Regions from separate parts of the Mus musculus genome. Here region 2 is linked to region 1. The links are chromatin loops, found by intact Hi-C in ENCODE. Cell type or tissue: left cerebral cortex. All regions are shown on one strand. Each heading gives the region's core, and the rest is flanking DNA. Links, peaks and the distances in the headings are about the cores only. Region 1 holds the start of Hlf (hepatic leukemia factor). Region 2 overlaps Stxbp4 (syntaxin binding protein 4).

Evidence for each region. Peaks named below come from ENCODE experiments on the same cell type or tissue, not always from the same donor. Only the 100,000 strongest peaks of a DNase experiment are listed, where the experiment ranks them.
Region 2: it touches region 1 in a loop (8-fold over the local background); 2 of 42 quality-filtered maps call a loop at or near these places.

The regions. Positions count from the first base shown.
Region 1 is chr11:90,386,346-90,396,118 of GRCm38, reverse strand. Hlf (hepatic leukemia factor) reads left to right here and starts at 5,202. Exons shown (of 4, transcript NM_172563.3): 1 at 5,202-5,869; 2 at 7,998-8,333. The coding sequence starts at 5,755. In left cerebral cortex, for the core only: a CTCF peak has its summit at 5,094; DNase peaks (open chromatin) are centred at 7,064, 7,628, 7,742, 8,354 and 3 more places; H3K4me3 peaks cover 4,094 bases; H3K27ac peaks cover 3,676 bases.
Region 2 is chr11:90,544,650-90,554,422 of GRCm38, reverse strand. It overlaps Stxbp4 (syntaxin binding protein 4), which reads left to right. Exons shown (of 18, transcript NM_011505.2): 13 at 5,436-5,612. Among named protein-coding and RNA genes, the nearest start is that of Gm34850, 77 kb to the right of the region's middle. In left cerebral cortex, for the core only: a CTCF peak has its summit at 2,408; a DNase peak (open chromatin) is centred at 5,702; H3K4me3 peaks cover 539 bases; H3K27ac peaks cover 1,588 bases.

The DNA of each region.
Region 1 (9,773 bases), core at 624-8,623:
AAACTGTCTTCTCACTCCATGTGATACACCACACTGCATTATTTTCCTTTCGCTTTGCTACAAATATTTTCTTCCTCCCTCCCTCCCTCCCTGCTTTCCTCCCTCCCTCCCTCCGTCTCTCTCTTTCTTTCTGTCTTTCTCTCTCTCTCTCTCTCTCTCTCTCTCTCTCTCTCTCTCTCTCTCTCTCTCTTTCTTTCTTCCCTTCTTTCTCTCTTTCTCTCCTAAACAATTCCCTGGTCTTCTACCATGCGTGCATAAGTTCTACTATCTTTAAATACTCCCATACCGAGGGTTGTATTTTTATATCTCTCCTATTATATGCCACTGGTGTTCACCAGAGCAGCACAGGCCTTAGGGAAAGGATGGGGATGCCTAGTCATTCTTGAAGAGGAATCTAGAGTTCCCTGTAGTTGTCTTACTTTTGTTTTCTTCGGTTTGCATATTACTGAGCCCAGAGAATAAATTATTCATAGGTAAGTTGATTAATTATAATTGTCCTTTTCAATGTTTTGGGGTGAGTTGGAGGCCCCTGGAAGAGGGAAAAGGACAAATGACCCTTGCTTTGGCAATTCAATGCTTTTCACTGTGGAATTAATTCCCTGGCTAAATTGGCAACAGGCTGAACAGGTTCATCTAGAGCTTTGGCTCCACTGTACAATGCGCTTCATAATCTCAGAGCAGTCCTCCCAATGCACAGGTTCCCAGGCCCTGGGAGGGCACAGGAGCAGGGCAGGCATTGTGCACAGAGCTAAATTTCACAGCTATCAGGAGACTGAAACATAGCCACTACTCACATAGGACAAACCCTCCGCAGACCTTCAGAGGCAGGATGGCTGATTCCCACCACCTGCCCTGTCACATTCCTCTGCACGGCCCCAACTCATCCCTACTGATCAGTACAGTTAAGTCTCTTGAAAGGACAACAGGTAGAAACCACTGGTTGTATGTACACACATAAGGGTAATTTCCAAAATCAGAGAAGAGGGCCTTACAGCCAGCATGGAACCTTGCTTTCTATGGTCTGTTCTATTCCTCCCTCTCTGAACCACACACTGAAAGGTTGGAGGAAAGAGAATCAACAAAGTCCTCCAAACTCTAAGGATGTCCCGTCATTGACCATCGGGACTCAGAGATGGGGCCAGGAAGGAAGAGCAGCCCAGAAATGAACATCATGAATGAAGACAGATGGGTATTGTGGTTATACCCGGTGTAGGACACTGAGGCTGAGCTCAGTTTGCTTTATCTTTGCATCTCACATATGAAGCTGCATATATCATTGCTTAGAATGGCCAACAAGCCATACATTCAACTAGTGACTCATTGAACTGGCAGCCAAAGGATCCAAGGAAAGTGCTTCTTTACTTCCCTGATGCCTTCATATGAAACCAGAATCACTGGATGTGATAAACAGATCCTTTGGCTGTTGCCAATGAACTACTCCATGTCCTATGTACTCCCTTCCCTCCTTGACTCAGTCTTAGCCACACCCCTAATTTTGAATGATGGGACATCAGGCAAGTAAAGGCTTCAGGGACAGCATGTTGGGGCTTATCTACTTTGCTGAGAAAACCATTCAAGGAAGGCCAACTGAGAAGAGAGAGACCTTGATACTAACTACATGGAAGAAGAGGAAGAAGAAGAGGAAGAAAAAGAAGAAAAAGAAGGAGGAGGAGGAGGAGGAGGAGGAGGAGGAGGAGAAAGATGAGCCATGCAAGCACCCAGCCAACAGAAGACTGGGGTGATCGTCTTTTTATGGAATTGTCTGGAAAAAAACCAAACCAAACCAAACAATAGCATGTCATGGAAGGAGCTCAAAAATGGGCAACTGCTACTGGTAACTTAGGGTGTAGATGCAGGTCAACCTTCATGGTGATTTGCCACTCTGCATTCACTTAAGAATCAGCCTCAGGACTCAAGGGCCACCTTTCCTGGCAGATGGAGACCATCACAGAAACCCACAAGGGAACACAATGCAGAGATGATGGCGAGCACCCCTCCATCACAGCTCCTACATGTGTGTGTCAAGGAATGAACATTTCAGAAACAAGAGCTGAAACATTTGGAAGAGGTGGAGTTCCAGGAAGTCCGCTTACGAGGGATTCTCTCCTATAATTAAAATTCTGGAACACTCGTCACACCCTTGAAGTAGAGAAGACAGAGGGAAGAGCGAGTCAGTGTAGTAAGGGAGTAGGGGCTTCAGGTCGCCGATATCCAGAGATGACCAAGACCAATAAAGGGACTGAGCAGTCAGTCACCAAGCCAGTTTATTTTCCGCAATGAGAACTACTACAAAACCACAGCCTTAGGCTCTCTTGGGGTTTAGGACAATGATTGCTCCAGGCAAGCAGGTTCCTTGAATCAATGAGTTTCCTATGTGGAAACATGGGGAAGAGAGGGAAGGCAGAGAACTCTGAACATGGAGCCCTGGGGCTGTGCTAATGGATCATCACACTGGCCTCCTTTCTTATGCCTGGAATCCTCTGCCTGTTTCCAGTCAGTGTGCTTGCACATCGCCTTGTGGATGGGTTCACAGGGCTGTGGGGAAATTAGCAAGATTTTATTGAAAGGACCCAGATGTAGCTGTCTCTTGTGAGACTATGCCGGGGCCTAGCAAACACAGAAGTGGATGCTCACAGTCAGCTAATGGATGGATCACAGGGCTCCCAATGGAGGAGCTAGAGAAAGTACCCAAGGAGCTAAAGGGATCTGCAACCCTATAGGTGGAACAACATTATGAACTAACCAGTACCCCGGAGCTCTTGACTCTAGCTGCATATGTATCAAAAGATGGCCTAGTCGGCCATCAGTGGAAAAAGAGGCCCATTGGACACGCAAACTTTATATGCCCCAGTACAGGGGAACGCCAGGGCCAAAAAGGGGGAGTGGGTGGGTAGGGGAGTGGGGGTGGGTGGGTATGGGGGACTTTTGGTATAGCATTGGAAATGTAAATGAGCTAAATACCTAATAAAAAATGGAAAAAAAAGAGAAAATTACTCCAAAAAAAAAAAAGTTAAAAGATGAAACCTTCCTCTCTCTCTGACAAGAGCACAGAAGCTCTCCTGTGTGTGTGTGTGTGTGTGTGTGTGTGTGTGTGTGTGTGTAGATTAACATGGGCATCTTCTCTGTTTCTGAGACAGGGTCTCTCACTCAACCTGGAGCTCACTCATTGCCTAGGCTGGCAGCCAGTGAGCTTTTAGGATCTCCCTATCTCTGCCTCCCCAGTGCTGGGGTTACAGGCCCATGCTGCTGCTGCTGGAGGCTGTTCTTCCTCCCTCCCTCCCTTTTCATGTTGATGCAGGGGAATCCAAGCTTGTATCTTCATTCTTATGACCCAAGTGCTCTTTAATCCACTGAATAATCTCTTCAGCTTCCAGCGGAGTCCCTTCTTTTCTGAGAAGCAAACCGACTGAAGGGTTGGGAAGTTTATGAGGGACCACTGGCTCCAAGCTCACCTCAGGCGCTTCTCTGCACTCTCCTTCCAGTAACAGATGCCCACGTCAGCTCTCTCTGTTACTGGGTTTTGGAGTCCAGACTTTGTGTGCTTCTATGGCATCCTTTCCCTGGTATAGCCAGGTCTTATCCATCCATCATCTCACCAGCCCCAGCCCAGTCAATGGCATGCAGTGGTGCTCACTGAATGTACACCGCATCCACCCCAGGGCTCATGTTTCTGGGATCTGACATCACAAGAGCATCTCAGAATGTCATCTTACCATTCACTTTGCCCAGGTGTTAGCAGGAGGAAATGAAGGCCACGGGACCAGCCGTCCATTTACCCGGAAACTTCTGCTCAGAGAAAGAGTCAGGGCTACTTATCATGAACTTCCAGTGCCCTTGGCCAGGGTCCGGAATTTCCTGAATTTTAGATTTCTCTTCTCTCCTTTCTTATCTCTCATTTTTTGGTAGTGGGGTGGGGGAGGGGCATCCCAGTAATATTTGCACCCCAGGAACCCAGTCTATGTTCACAAAAGCCTTTCTGCCTCATTGAAAAGCTTCTTGCAGACCCTTCCCCACAGGTCTGAGGAGACAGCTCACTGTGATATAGAACTAGCTAGACATGGGTAAGGCCATACATTCAACCATCAGTACTGCAAAAACCATCCCACATGCTCCTCCACGGGTCAGGGGGACTTAGTGCTGGATAGAAATGTGTAATTGGTGGGTGGGTGGGGGTGGAAAGTGGAAAGAGAAGCGTGGAGATGCGGTTCGTGTGTCTCAGTTCTCCTGGCTGGGGAGGCAGAATGCCTACATTCCAATCCATCCACTCCGCCAAGGTGTTCTCCCCCACACCCTCAGCAGCAAGGTCAAAAAACTGGCCTTTTCACAGCCTTCAAAAGGCCAGAGGGATGTGCTGCAGCCACAAACAAGATTCCCCTAATCTTTTAACAAAGAGTTTACAAATTTATTTTAATTAGTATTCAGACCTTCTAAGTTAGCCTAATTACAGCCATGCTGGGCCTTTTAAATACTCCTAACTTTCATTCCTTGTGTTTAAGTCTCTCCTGCTTTCCTTCCATTGCAAGCAAATGTCTGTCTTGTTAATTCCCTCGGACAGCGTGGGAGACAGTTCACTTCAGTCTGCAGCTCCTGTCTCCATTCTACGTTTTTGCACATTGTTTGGAATTCAGGAAAGTTGATATCTTAGGTCGGATATGCAGTGGGGCTAGAAGGAAAGTACTAAGCTCACCAGGAGCGAGGAGGAGAAATATCCAGAAGTCATTCGCTTCAAGTCTATCCAAATCTCCTAAACTTGTCCTGGGGAGCTTTAAAAAACATTGCTAGCCAGGACATCGCCCCGGGGGTTGGGGGTTCTAATTTAAGTCCGGAATGCCACTTGGCCATCTTTTAAAAATCATCTTCTTTTAAAATCACCAATTTATTTCCACATTGCAAACCACTGACACGAATTTCTCATTGTTCTGCTCTGGGGGGCGGGGGGGGGGAACGGAGGGGGAAGGGCTCGCGTGCAAAAGGAGTCAGGGTGAGAGTTAGCGCGCGTTATTCCCAGCGCAAGGCAGAGAGTGAAGCAGGAAATCTGGCACCTGTGCTTTTCGCAGCCCACCAACGCCGCAAGGGCCGGAAAAACAGCGCGTGCGGCGATGCTACACACGCAGCCCTGGGGGGGCGGGGTGGATGGGCGGGCCCGATTTGGGCCCCGCCCCTGCACGCCTATCGGCGCGCGGTGCGGGCCCTGACGTCACTCTTGTCAGGGCAGCGGCACATGGACTGCCTGATGCGCTGAGCCCGGCGCTGCGGGGCCGCGGAGCGCGGGGAGCAGCGGCCGCGGCGGGGAGGGGGGTGGGGCGGGACGGCACAGCCTCCGGTGCTCGCGCGAGGGGCCGGGGCCCGCGCTTTGCCTTCTGCTCATCTGCAGCCGTCTACGTTTTCAAAATTTCTCTCTTTCCTTTTTCCCCCCACCTCCTTGCAATTTTGAACATTTTGCAAGACTGAGTGTTGGAGGCAGGTGAGAAAGCATCCTGCACTGGGTCGGAGGAGTCCGCGGCGCTAGATGCGCCTTCCCTGGACTGTCGGCACTGAGAACACGAAAGTTTTTTTGTTTTTGTTTTTGTTTTTTTTTGATATTTGTATGCTGATGTATTTACAAAGACAGAAGTGATTTTTTTTTTTCTTCCTTGTCTGCACTGTTTTGAAAGCGAGTACTTTTGGTTGGCAAAGGACGGAGGAAACAAAGCTCATCAACATTTCGGGGCGGCGATTGGCCTTCTTTTTAAAAAGACAATTGAGTGCATCACGATGGAGAAAATGTCCCGACAGCTCCCCTTGAACCCCACCTTTATCCCGCCTCCCTACGGCGTGCTCAGGTCCCTGCTGGAGAACCCGCTGAAGCTCCCCCTTCATCCTGAAGACGGTGAGCGTTGCCTCGGCAGCTGGGCTCAGGGAAGGGACTACACTCCCAGGGACCCCCCTAGTCGGCTGGGAGGGCACCAGCATCTTTCTTCCCCTCGCCTTGCTTTAGTGAAATTGGGGGGCTTACTCCCTCTTTCTCCTCAATGCAAAGGGGATCCCTCCGGGGCAACATTTGAAATAGCGCTGGGAACCTGGCTCGCCTGCCTTTCTAGGTCTGTCCTCCTGCAGCGCAGGTGACAGGTGAACTTGACAGGTCAGGATCGCTGCTTTGAGTGACAGGGTGTGCGCTTCCCTGGGAGACTAGTGTCTCTGGGACTGGAGAGGAGAAAGGGCGGGAGGTGGCTGGTTGGAGCCTGGCAGAGAGGGGGGGGTCAAAGTAAATGGGGGTTCTCACTCGGCGGCAGCCTGAATATTCGGATCGTGTTAGTGTTTTGTGTTGTGAACTCACGCGGCATGAGCGGAGAGGCGCTTTCTCCCGCAGACCCGCAATTCACAAAGCGGGGTGGGGGTGGGGGGAGTGGTCTGTCGGCGGGAAGCGGTGCACGCCTCCAGCGCTGACACTTTCCCGGTGCTCTCTTCCCGGTGGGAGGGGAGAGCTGAGCAGGCTCACGTGTAACCGCGTGCAGGAGCCTCCTCTGGCTTGAGCCCTTTCTTGGTAAGTCTCAAACCTTCCCTAGGCAACCGTGGCTTGGAGCTAAGGAGACGGGTAGGGGGATATGGTGGGGAGTGGGGGGGGGGCTGGGGGTAGATGCATGTGAGACCTAGCTGGGAACGCAATTGATGCCAGAACGGATTTGTGTTTTGGGCCGGTGCAGTTTCTTGCCTTTGGTGTTATCACAGTGACAGAAGCGAATTATGCTGCTCCTGCATAAATTCTTGAAAAGATTATTTGGCTGGAAATAGCTTCGGGGTGTTTGCATCAATTTCCCTGGGAGAGAACGCCTGTTGCATTGCAAGAGTTGCTGGTGCTTGATTGCGCGTGCAGACCGCCCCCCACCCCCAATACCCTCCCGCACTGCTTCTTAAGGAGTAGCATTTGGGAGAAATCTGCGGATGCGTTAGGCTTTTGTGGTCGATGTTTTTAAGCCTAACTCTAATGAGACTGCGGAGGATTTGAAGATTCGAATGGGTGGCGGTGGGACTACATTTCTCTAATGAGAAACAAAACAAAACAAAACTCAGAATCAAATTCTCTAATCCCTGATTCCACCCACACCTGAATATTGGCAAAATGCAGACAGCTCGGTAAAGACCAATCCGGGGGTGCTGTATTTCCAGGCAGGAAATAGCTGCATTCTTACCCTCAGAGAGTAGAACACAGCACCTTTGCATAGTACTGCCTTGTGATGGGGTACATAAATGTTTGCTTTCTTTTTGTAAATTAGGTAATATTTAAATGTTTGGGGGGAAAAGGAAAAAGAATCCACCTTCTAAAACAGACTTAGTCCTCTTGAGGGTTCTAAGCAAATGGATGAGTTCGAAAGTACTTCATTTCTACCCCGTCACCCCGGCCTGCCCACCCCTCCCCCCACAGTCTCCTTCTATGGTGAGAGAGCACCCTTATCTTCCTTGTAAATGGGGGATAATTGTAGGCTTGCACGTTTATTGAGATAATACATGGAAAGGAATAACGCAGAAACGACGCGTAGTATTAAGGGAAGGTGGGGGCGGGGACTGCTTACTAAGACTAAGCTTGCATACCCTGGTTTGTAAGTCAGAATGACCTCAGATTCTTGCGGTCATCACTTTCTAAAAGGTAGAATCATACCAAGTTATCGGTGGTCCCCTTTAAAAATCCCATCAGTTGTATATATTCTCCGGTGTTATTTTCTCAGTATAGATTTCGGTGACTTAGCCCTTCAAATAACACACCGAGGAAGGATTATTCTCTTGTTTTCATTCCAGATCAGTCGGTAGCCCCGTCCTGTCCTACAGACCAGAAAGCTCTTTCTTTCCAAAGTAAATAGGAAGATGTCGAAACTCTAGATCTACCAGAGGCAGCAGCCAGAGGCCTCGGTGCCCCCAGAAGTCATTTTGTAACCGATGGCAGGAAGGCTGGTGACAGACTGACCCCTTTTCTTTTCTGTTTTAAAAAAAACAAAGCTCACCTTTCCCTTTTTCTTCTTCAGCATTTAGTAAAGAAAAAGACAAAGGAAAGAAGCTGGACGATGAGAGCAGCAGCCCGACCGTCCCCCAGTCCGCCTTCTTGGGACCCACCTTATGGGACAAAACCCTTCCCTATGACGGAGATACTTTCCAGCTGGAATACATGGACTTGGAGGAATTCCTGTCAGAGAATGGCATCCCCCCGAGTCCGTCGCAGCACGACCACAGCCCTCACCCCCCTGGCTTGCAACCAGCTTCCTCCACGGCGCCCTCGGTCATGGATCTCAGCAGCCGGGCCACAGCGCCCCTCCACCCGGGCATCCCGTCTCCGAACTGTATGCAGAGCCCCATCAGACCAGGTAAATTCTGGAAGGTTCACCCGTGTTAGATGTGGGGGACAAGACGGAAGTGGGGCGAGCGAGGTTGGCAAGAGTTGGAGATCTTAACACACATTTCTAGAGAGGAGCCCTCTCTTCCTGTTCTGAGGAGCCTTCCTCCTTCAGAGCATGCGTAGCTCTCACCTGCAGAGCCAGTTAGAATACTCTATGGACCTGCCCTTAAGAAGCTGATGTTTTCCGGGTCTGGGGTTTGAACCCAGACTTCATTTTAACCAAATCCCAGGGGAATTCTGAGTGGTTGATTCGAAGGCTATAGTTTGTGATACTCCAGCCTGGAGTTAATGAACGGGCTAATGGGTTAATGTAAAACAAACATCTATCCTATCTCCTACCGCCTTCTCCTGGTCCCCAAACACAAGGGTAATAGAATCTCGCTGGATAATTTGGGTAGACCCCAGAAAGTTAACTCATATTCACTCTTCTCTGGCCTAAAGGGGTCACTGCGAGTAGACATGCAGGGCTCTTCTTTTTCTTCTTTCTTTCTGTCTGTCTGTCTGTCTGTCTGTCTTTCTTTCTTTCTCTTTCTTTTTCTCTCTCTCTCTCTCTTTCTCTTTCTCTCTTCCTTCCTTTCTTTTTTTCTTTCTTCCTTTTTCATCTTCTTCAGTCATTGACTCAGACCAAGACTGTAAGTAAATGCAAGTCTTCCTATTGCCTGAGGCTACGCCTCCTTTTTCTTAGCACCCTGTGTTCCGTGAGCCAATCTTCCTTTATATATATGGTTTTCAGTGTCATCCCATATCAAGGCTTGTGCCCACGTAAAAAGCCAGCCATGGTGGCACATTTGTAACCCTGGTGCTAAGAAGGTGGATACAAGAGGATCTCTGGGGTTGGTGGACAGCCAGCCCAGGCCACTCGGACACACATGCACCCACATGTACACACACCCCACCTCCCACATTTAAATGGGCTCACACATATACACAAATAAATGACGAAGAATGTTGAAAGAGACGACACAGAAACATTGCCGGGAAAAACTATGCTTTAAAAACCCATTGCCAAGTGGGCAGGGGTAAGGCCTGACTAAGGCAGCCCTGGATCCATACCATTCATACGCCGTAGCACAAAACAAGCAGGAAGACAGATCATTGTATGGACAGGTAGCGGGAACAAAGATTCATACGGATAAATTGACAGGAAGGTCACAGATCGGAAGGCGCTTAGCTGCAGGGAAAGGCAGCAAACGGGACAATGAGAGACTTGTATTCGCAGTTTCTGCTGAACTCTGTGCCCTCATGCAGAAATTTCTGTCACACACAGAACTGGGAAGGAACTGAGAGGAGGAAGGAAGAGAACCCCTACCTTAATAGGTTAACCTGGAGTTCAAATTCGCCCTTTCATAGATCTCTGGGCTTTCAAATCTATTTTACACAATCTCCAAAATCCACTTTAGTTGCCACA
Region 2 (9,773 bases), core at 790-8,789, 160 kb before region 1:
CCTAAATTCCTTCTGATTATTGGGTGTGTTGTCCGTTCATTCGAGAGTATATCTGCAGAGCACTTTGAGAATCATCCTTCCAGACAGCGAAAAATGAGTTCAGAAACACAGATTAAGGAGATGGGCCACAACTTGCTTTAAAACAATTCTCATTCAACAGCCTTCTTCCTGCAGTAAGCCTTAATCTTTTTTTGAAAACTGTAAATATGACCTAAGACTGAGAAAGGTTTTCCAGTGAGTGGATGTCGGAAGCTGATAAGAGAAGCATTCTTGGGGCTCGGTAGCATAAATTACTAAGACATATCTTCTTGCAATCTGCTGTTTTCTCCCGTCAACCACTGACATTTGAAAGATTTACTGATTAGCTTATAAATTACAGAGCTGGTAACTGTTGTGGACTTGTAAGCTAATTACACGTTTGCAGCTGCAATTAATGCCTCCACTCTAGGGAACTTTAAGTGCTTATACCTAGAGAAAAGATAGTTTCATGTAATTTTTTTCTATTGTTAAAAAAGACGTGTAAATTACATTTCCAAACAGCCGATATTACCAGTTGAGTACCTCAAGAGATCCCTTAATAAATTATCTAGTCAGGCTGTGTAATGGCATAAATGATATGTTTATTTTTTTTCCAAAATAGCAACAAAAAAACAAAGAAAAGAATGATAGTCAGAATATTAATAGTTTCTTTAACCTTCTTGTGAGAGTTATTTTGGTCTTATAATTATTAGAGCCCACTATACAGGTGAACACACTGAGTCTTAGAGAATTAATTAGCAGAAAATGGGGGGGGGGATGAGTATCTAAGATAATGCCCTAGCTAGGACCCATCCAAAGCCTTTTCTTTTGTACTATGTTTTTGTTTGGTTTGTTCTGTTTTGTGTTACTTTGTGGATATAAATGCTGCGTGTGTGAAAGAGTACAGTGGCCTTTATCTGACCTATAGCTCTGTCTTAGTGCAGTGTGGCTCAGCCCAAGGAGGTATCTGCAGCTACAGAGATTTTCATCAGTCCCAATTGTTCTCAAAGAACTTGGCCTTCTCTTTCCTAAAGATTCATTGCAAAACTCTTGGGAGAAAAACCTTTCTTTTTTTTTTTTTTTTTCCCCAAAGAGGCGCAGTGGACCCGAGGTCTTTTGTCACTGTTGCCTCTGGAAAAATTCTGATTGAACTGCATATTTCAGATTCCCTTCTAACTGAGTTTGCCTATCCTATGCAATATTTAAAAGCATGTTTCGGCCGCTTTTCCTGATATGCTATTATGTCTTTGGTTTTTTCCTTTAAAATCTACCTTTGTAATCTGAATGGACGTCCTCCTCATACAAAGTGCCTGCGCAAATGTGGGCCGTACTTGTCGTGATTGGGATTTCAGGTTCAGTGTGGTACTGAGAGGGTTCTGGCTAAAATGTTCCTGACACGTGAGACTTTGCTGTTCTTTATTAGAAGACAGCCTGGGAGGCAAAGAGAAAATGAATTGCTGTGATCTTCTCTGGCTAAACCCTGCCCACTGCTGTTATCTTTTCTTTACTGCTTCCTCAGAAAGGCATCCTTGCGATGCACTAATCTTTTAAGCAGCCATTCAGGGGGAATTGGGCTAGAACTCTGCCACGGGGTCACATTCACCAGCCTGACAGTTATACATTTACAAAAGGAACGGTATGAATTTATTCAGCATCAAACCCTCTGCATCTCTTACCACCCAGACGCATTTCACACTGTATTACCATCACTGCACTAGGACAGCGGCATAAAGCCCATCCGGACTCTTCATTTAATTAGCCAGCGTTCTTTGAACAAAAATAAAAGTGCTGTTTTTATAGAAGAATAAAAGCTGCACAAAGTGAGTGTGAAGAGGGCAAATCATCAAATTAGTGATTCTCACTGCAGCTGCGCGGATTTCTGCCCTCCCTCTCCTCTCACTCACTCAGAGGGTTGTTTTGTTTTTTGTTTTTTGTTTTTTGTTTTTTATTGAATGGAAAATGGGGAGCAGGCTGGCCTCAAATGTGCTGGAGAGTCTGCCGATATCACCACATCCTAAGCTAGCTCGGCTGATGCTGGTACCTAAAAAGGCTATTTTAGAACATTTTCTGTAGTTGACCAAATAGGATGGGCTAGTAGTGAAGAACATCAACTAAGGTTCAGAACTCATCTGAACTACCCGAGTTCAAATCCCAGCCCCGCCACCTACAAATGGTTTTGTTTCTTAAGCTTCCTGATCTTTGCTTCCCTGTCTTTGAAAGGAGGATCGGATCGCTAGAGACTTCCCTCATTCTGCAGTGTGCAGTTCGCTCACTCGACAGCCTTAGAGCAAGGCTGGTGTTGTTAGTCCCAACGGTGAGAGAAGAAAGACCACCGCCCCAAATCATCATGGCCAAGTTAACTAAAGCAAGCCTTTTTATCCGAGTACACAGACTGCTCCCCCTAGGGTGAGGTCTGAGAGGTACGCATTGGACATAAGGAAAACAAGGGATGTGTAGCTCAAGGGCTGGGGGTCTCCAAGTGGGGGAACTCGGCAGAAAAGTGGGTGAGGTTATGTAACATATCCCAGAACAAAAGCCTAACAAGTTTTTAGGACCTGAAACAAAGATGCATCGTGGGCATAACAACAGTTAGTCCTAACTAGACGGCCCTAACAACCTGTCTGAAACACAGGCACCCTTGCAAGATGCTTAGTAACTTTTTGAAAGACATGATTGCAGTTCCTGGAACAGATAGTACGGAACCATATTAGTGGAGGTTACAGGTGGGGCATAGCCTAATCCTTGACAAAGATTTCATCATAGACAGCAATGAACCTAGTAGGTCTTTTACTCTAAGATGGCTTTTAAGCCTAAGATGGAGGTAGGCTAGTTCCTCGGTAGGTTAGCTGTTACCTATTGTGTGCTGAGCAGCAATCTGGTATGAAGTTGACCCAGGTATGTCATTGGTCACTTTCCTGGTCACCTGGGCTGGACTGACAGGTACTGGACATTAGGTAGATCCTCCTTTGGCTCCCATATTTTTGTTTCTGAAGTCACCCTTACAGGATAAGACAAGTGTTTTCAAACAGACGGGATAAAATTCTTTGAGCGACAGGTATAGAAGGCAGCTGGCTTCTCATACCACTCCATTTTGCACCCAGCTGCCAGATTAACTTTTTTAATAAGTCCGCTTTAGTCATTGTTTATATTTTTCACTACACTGGGTAGCTAGTCGAGGGCTTTCTGCACACCGACCTCAGCCCTCGGGCTGCCCTTTCTAAAGCACTCTCTCAGAAGTCTTCCAGTGTTCTGGATTCAGAGCCTTTCCCATGGTTCCATTTCTTCCAGAACCTGGTCCTTTCTCTCCCCAGCCTCTTCTAAAAACAGCCAAACAACCAAAAAACTGTTCCCCAATAAGGATGTCTCTACTCTAGTCAAAACGCACCTGGCATCCTATCTCCTATTCCAAGTCCCTTCTAGCTTATTTGTTCATGTTGTTGCTGCTGTTGTTTTGTTTTCTGGGTTTTTTGTTTGCTTTGTTTGGTTTTTACTTAACACTCCTTCCACTGTTTAGCTACATCACACCCATGCTCTAAACTGAGACAGAATAGATGAAATATTAGTTACCCACTTGATTTACACTGACATCTTATTCTATGGTTGTCTGTATAAAGTAGATGCTGACTTCATGTTGTTGGTGAGCTAGCCTGTTGCTCTACTCACAAGTTATGCTGGAACTCTAACTGCTTCATCTCCCGTCTCTTCTACAACCACCCTGGCCAACCACAGTTCGCCTTCCCCATTCTCTTCCTCCTCTTTCCCACCCGTGTCTTTGCACACAGTGTGTTCTTAACTGGGTAGTGAAATGCACCCTCTTAAAACTTAAGTGAGTTCACATCACTTCTCTGCTCAAAGCCCACCAGTCACTCTGAGGGAAACCAAGCTCCCTCTGATGGCCTGTGACTGCTTGTAAGATCTGCCTTCCAAACCACCCTGTCTCTACCCTCATTCATGTTACCTCTGTGCCCAGGTATTCTATCTACTGCTGCCCCGTCTTTCCCATACTACTCACTGTTTCTGCCTCACTGACTGCCTTGATGTTCTCTGAAGATACAAAGCCCAATCCAGGCCAAGGACCTTTGCACATGTGCCTAGAAATCCTCTCTTCAGGAAATCATGACATGGTTTCTTCTGTGGGTCCCTAGTACTTGTCTTCGCCATGAGGTCATAACTGCTAAGCCTAAACTACTCTCTGTCTCTCTAAACTAGAATGTAGATTTTGAACAGTGAGAGTTTTCTGTGTATGCTGTTCATGCATATTCCAGGAATTGACAGATAATAAAGTTACTGGCTGGGGGATGAAAGCAGACTCTGGAGAGTATGCCCACACCCTTACTTCTCTCAGTACGTCATGCTCCAACAAAAGCAAATGCTGCATAGCAGCTTCAAGAACAGTAAAATAGCCGGAGTTTAATATTAGCCATGGCAATTGGAGCAGAAAGTTCCACTGCAGAGATCCTGCACCCTCTAAAGATGCTTCGTCCCGTAACAGCTGCCATGTTAAATTATACGGTGTCCCAAGAGACTGTGACCCAGCACCAAGGCACATTTTGAGAAAGCAAATGGCTTTTGCCACCCTAACCTTACAAGGTGGAAGGTATAGCTAGTGTTTGGAACAATTTCTTTGTTTGGTTCTGTCATCCAAAGACAGTATAGCAATGAAAGGAGATACTTAGTATGGGAGTCAAACAGACCTGGGGCCAGATGTGGGCCACTACCTGCCCTTGGTCAGCTTGTCTACTCACTGGGTCTCTGATTGCTTATATAGAAATGTTTTTTTAATGTCTTTCTCTGGATGTCATTCCGAACCTTAAATGAGCAAAGACAGATGAAGCATATAGTGTGTATTTAGTAATTGTCTCTTGAACATTGTATTCAACAGACAAACAATTATATATGATGCTACTACCAAAGCAGGAAGCCACAGTCTGATATCTAGGAGGAAAGCTTTGCCTCTGGCCTTGGTCCACCAAGAAGCCCTGTAGCAGCTCTCTGCAGCATCTGATGGCGTTACTTGGCCTTCTGAGACCATCAACCCCGCTACCTATGAGTTTTTTCTGTAGCTCCTTTTTTCTTTAGAATCAGTTCCTATCTGTCTAGTTTTGATTGTCAGTTTTCTTTAAACTCTCTTCATTTTTACAGAAATGACGCTAGCTGTGTAGCACTAAACATTTATACAGAATCTCTATACAGAAAAAAAAATCTCTACGCAAAAAAAAAATTTTTTCAGGAAACAAACAAAAGGGTTCCCATAATGAAATAATATGCTCATTAGTTTTTAGGTGGTTGGTAGAGGACATAGACATGTTAAACATTGTAATCATAACTACCAAAATGAGAAAACTATTTCTGTCAACTGGAGAAGTCTGTTTTCATTTTTTTTTTTTTTCATTTTGCATTCACTTTCAACTCCTTAGGAAGCCAAAGCTGTAGCTGAGGAAACCCGAGCTCTGCGAAGCCGGATTCATCTCGCAGAAGCTGCACAGCGGCAGGCACACGGGATGGAAATGGATTATGAAGAGGTGATCCGTCTGCTAGAGGCTGAGGTCTCAGAACTAAAGGCTCAGCTCGCTGATTATTCTGACCAAAATAAAGTAAGCAAACAGCCCTCTCTGGTTACCATGGTTTCCTAGCCTCTGCCGTGTATCCTGTTTTCATTCTCTTTTCATCTGCACGTCCTAACTAGGTCAGTGTTTGTCTTCTATTATTCAACGATAGGATGTTGTGTTGTGAAGAGGGTGGCATGGAAGTCGTGAGCCTCCCTTTATCCAAAGAGCTCTGAGATGGAAAAGCACAGGCCCCGAATTAATTGGGTCGTTGGTCAACATTGTTCCATTCAGCCATTCAGGCCTGGAACTATTTAACGTTTAATTGATGGCACGGATTTTCTCTTTCTGGTTTTGAGCTTGCTAATTTGTTTTGTGGCGATGGAAGGAGGAGATTCAAGGGATGAGTTTTGCTCTTCGATTAGAGAACTTGAGGCATTATACAAGCTAATGAATTTTTGCACAAGACCTATGATGACTAATGAGAAATCCAAGTTTGAATTTGTCATGTTTTATCTCTTTCAATGTCAGGAATACTAAACCAGGCTCCTCTAGAAGGCCTCTCAGTTGCAATACAGGATACTGAGAACCTTATGGAAGCAAGCTGAGCATCTCTATGTGTCTATTGCCCACAGTGTACCTACCATCTTTAATCATGACTAGCCTTCAAAAACCATAGCGGGCGTGTGTGTGTGTGTGTGTGTGTGTGTGTGTGTGTGTATTGTGTATTATATCACTGAGAGTATAAACTAGAATAAATTGATAATTTATAGCTTTATAGAAATTCCTCAATTATAAATAATTGAGTTGGGGAGGAACTGAAGGAGCTGAAGGGGTTTTATCTGGCATCAGTTGAAGGGGAGACCCTTGGTCCTATGAAGGCTTGAAGCCCCAGTGTAGAGGAATGCTAGCTCGGTAAGGCAGGAGTAGGTAGGTGGGAACACCCTCACAGAAGCAAGGTAAAGGGGGATAGGATAGGGGGTTTGCAGAGGGGAAACTGGGAAAGGGGATAACATTTGGAATGTAAATAAATAAAATATCCAATTAAAAAAAATAAGTCATGGGTATTTATGTCTTTAATCCCAGCACTTGGGAGGCAGAGGCAGGAAGGATTTCTGAGTTCGAGGCCAGCCTGGTCTACAAAGTGAGTTCCAGGACAGCCAGGGCTATACAGAGAAACCCTGTCTTGAAAAAACCAAAAAAAAAAAAAAAAAAAAAAAAAAAAAAAAGAGAGAGAGAGAGAGAGAGAGAGAGAGAGAGAACACAAAACAAATTTGAGCTATGAATATTTCAGCATAGAAGGCTTATGCACTTTAACATACCAAATGAAAATGGAGCTAGTCTTAAAACAGCACAGCAGAAAATATGAAAAAAAAATTTTTCCGCTTAGCTTTGAAGAGTCCCCACCATTCCCTACATAATCTGCTCATTTAAACCAGCTCTGCAGAAGGCCAGCACCTTACCCACCACTGATAAGAGCGTGCCTGCCGGGAGCACATAGCACTTGCGAAAGCAGCAGCGCTTGGTTGGGAATGCTAGTTACAAATGCCTGTTGAGCTGTACATATTGTAAAACAGGCGTGGTTATGCCATGTAACATTAACCTCATTATGAAAATGTTTCAGAAATTACCAAAATATTAAAAACATTTTTAATACAATAATTAGTTACTTTTGGAGGAAAAGTTGCTAGTGTTTAATAGTCTAATTTTTTGGTTTTTTTTTTATGGTATTAGGTGTTAAAGAAGGACCTTATTCATATTAGGCTAGTACTGTTAGGCTGGCCCTACTGTTGAACTACTCCCTAATCCTGTGCTTTTAAGTAATATACTTTTAAGAGATTTGCACAGGATTATCAAGTGGTTGGTTTTTTTAGTTTTTAAATATTTTAAAATGTCTCTGTGTGTGATGGGGTCTTTGGAGATGGGAGGGCATGTAACCCACTGCGTATGTAGAGGTCAGAGGATAATGTTTCCTCGTTATTTCTCTTCACCAGCCTTTACACGGGTTCCTGGGGACAAACTGAGATTCCCCAGGCTTCTGCAACAAGCACCCATACCCACTGAGCCACCTCTGCAGCCCCCACGTGGCCTCCTGTGTGTAAAGTTTAGGTTCTTGCGTTCTTGCACTCTTATCCAGTGAGACACATCTGGTTCTAAGTTGTCTGCTAATATAATTAACTCGGATTCTCCCTCTTTGTAGCCTTATGAGAATCTCAGTCGGTCCTTTTAATAAGAACCCACACTACCTCTCTAAAATCATTCTTCTTCATTTTTTTGAAAGAAGATATATTAAACATAAGCATATCAATGTTCAATATTTTCCAATTTTAGAAAAGAAGTAACTTTTTAAATGATGTGTGAGATTGCTTAAGGATCTATTGACCTAGATACTACAAAACAAAGTTTCAAATATTTAACTATATTTATTTAATGTGTGGAAGGTTTCATGTTGACTAGCATGTAAGTGCATGTGCACATGTGTGCGCTTTGCATGTGGAAGCCAGAAGTCAACCTCAGGTGTCATTCCTAGAGAGCTATCCATCTTCTGAGGCTAAGATGATGGGAGTGTTTACAGGGACTCCCTGGGACCTGCAGCCACAGAGATCCCTCTCTCTTCACCTCCCCAGGAATGCTTTGCCAAAAGTGTGCACTCCAGCTGGCTTTTCACATGAGTGTTGGGATGGGGTCAGCAAGGTCACACCAAGCTCCTTACCAACTAACCTATCTCTAGAGCACCTAAATACTTATTGGTCAGACATAGATTTTGTAAGAATGCTTTTATTTATCACTATAATTTTCCCTTAAATAATCAACATATTTTCTAGTTTGCATTTTGGCTTTTGAGAAAAATGCATCTGAAACACAAGAAATACCACATTAGTGGGGCTGGAGAGAGAACTCCGTAGTTAGGAGGGCTTGTTGCTCTTGCAGAGGACCCAAGCTCTGCCTTCCACCCAGGTGAAGTAGCTCACATCCTATAACTCCAGCAGAGGGCTTTTTCTGACCTCCATGGACAACCACACCCACATGTACACCACACAAAGGCATGCTTACATACACATAAATAAAAAGGGTTTCAAAAAAATAATAAAGCATTGCTAATGTCTGTGAAGAGCCCAGTGTCCATCCCCACATTGCAGCCACGGCCTTGCCCCCAGAGATTACTACTTTCTTGGAGTTAGTGTTTCCCATTTTCTTGATAGTTTTTACTATTTATCTATCTACTCCCTGTTCGTTTGGTTTTGCCTGCTTACTGGGTTAATGTGTAGCTAGCTGATCTTTTCTGTCTTTATTCTTCATTGCGTGAGTTAACACCAGGCCACTATCCGTTTTGTACTAGATGGGCAGTCTCGTTATTTCTTCATTATTCTACTGTGAATCGTGCTCCTGAAAACATCCTGATACATATAACTTTCTCCACATGTGTAACTGCTACCTCCGAGAAGTAGTACTGCCAGGTTGAATGATAATTGTATGTTCAACTTTATAAGTAAATGCCAAATTATGACTGAATGTATTTTTAACTAATTTGTACTCCTGTGAAGAATGGATGAGAATTGCCATCTACCACTTGCTGATCCTTGGCTTTCTTTTACTTTGAGTTTTTATCCGTCTTGTTGCTATAATAATTGCTAAGCCAGTATAGTTTAATTTGTATTTCCCTAGTTACCAATGACTGACATAGTGTTGTGCTGGCTCATGAGAACTTGTCTCTTCTCAATGCCATGTTCACTGATGGATGTTGGAAGTTTGAAATCAACCATGATGGGGTCATTCATATCCCCAAATGCTGTAAACCTGTCATTTGCCCTTCCCTATCTGTGATAACCAGTTGAGCATACATTTATGCATTCAATTATCATTTATTTTTCTCAGTAAAATGTGCTCTTTTATCTTTTAGTTATTTTCCCATTTGGTTATTTGTCTTTTGCTTAGAGACTTGAAGTGATTCTCCTGGCTGCTAACCCTTTATTAACTTATATATTATAAAACTACTCTCAAATTTGTGGCCTACCTACCTTATCTGCTCTATAATGAAATGAGCTCTTTTTTTTTTTCTTTCTTTTTTTATTCTGGTCTTATTGTCTTAGTTGCTTTTTTTTTTTTAATTAGATATTTTCTTCATTACATTTCAAATGCTATCCCAAAAGCCCCCCCTACACACCTCCCGCCCTGCTCCCCAAACCACCCACTCCAGCTTCCTGGCCC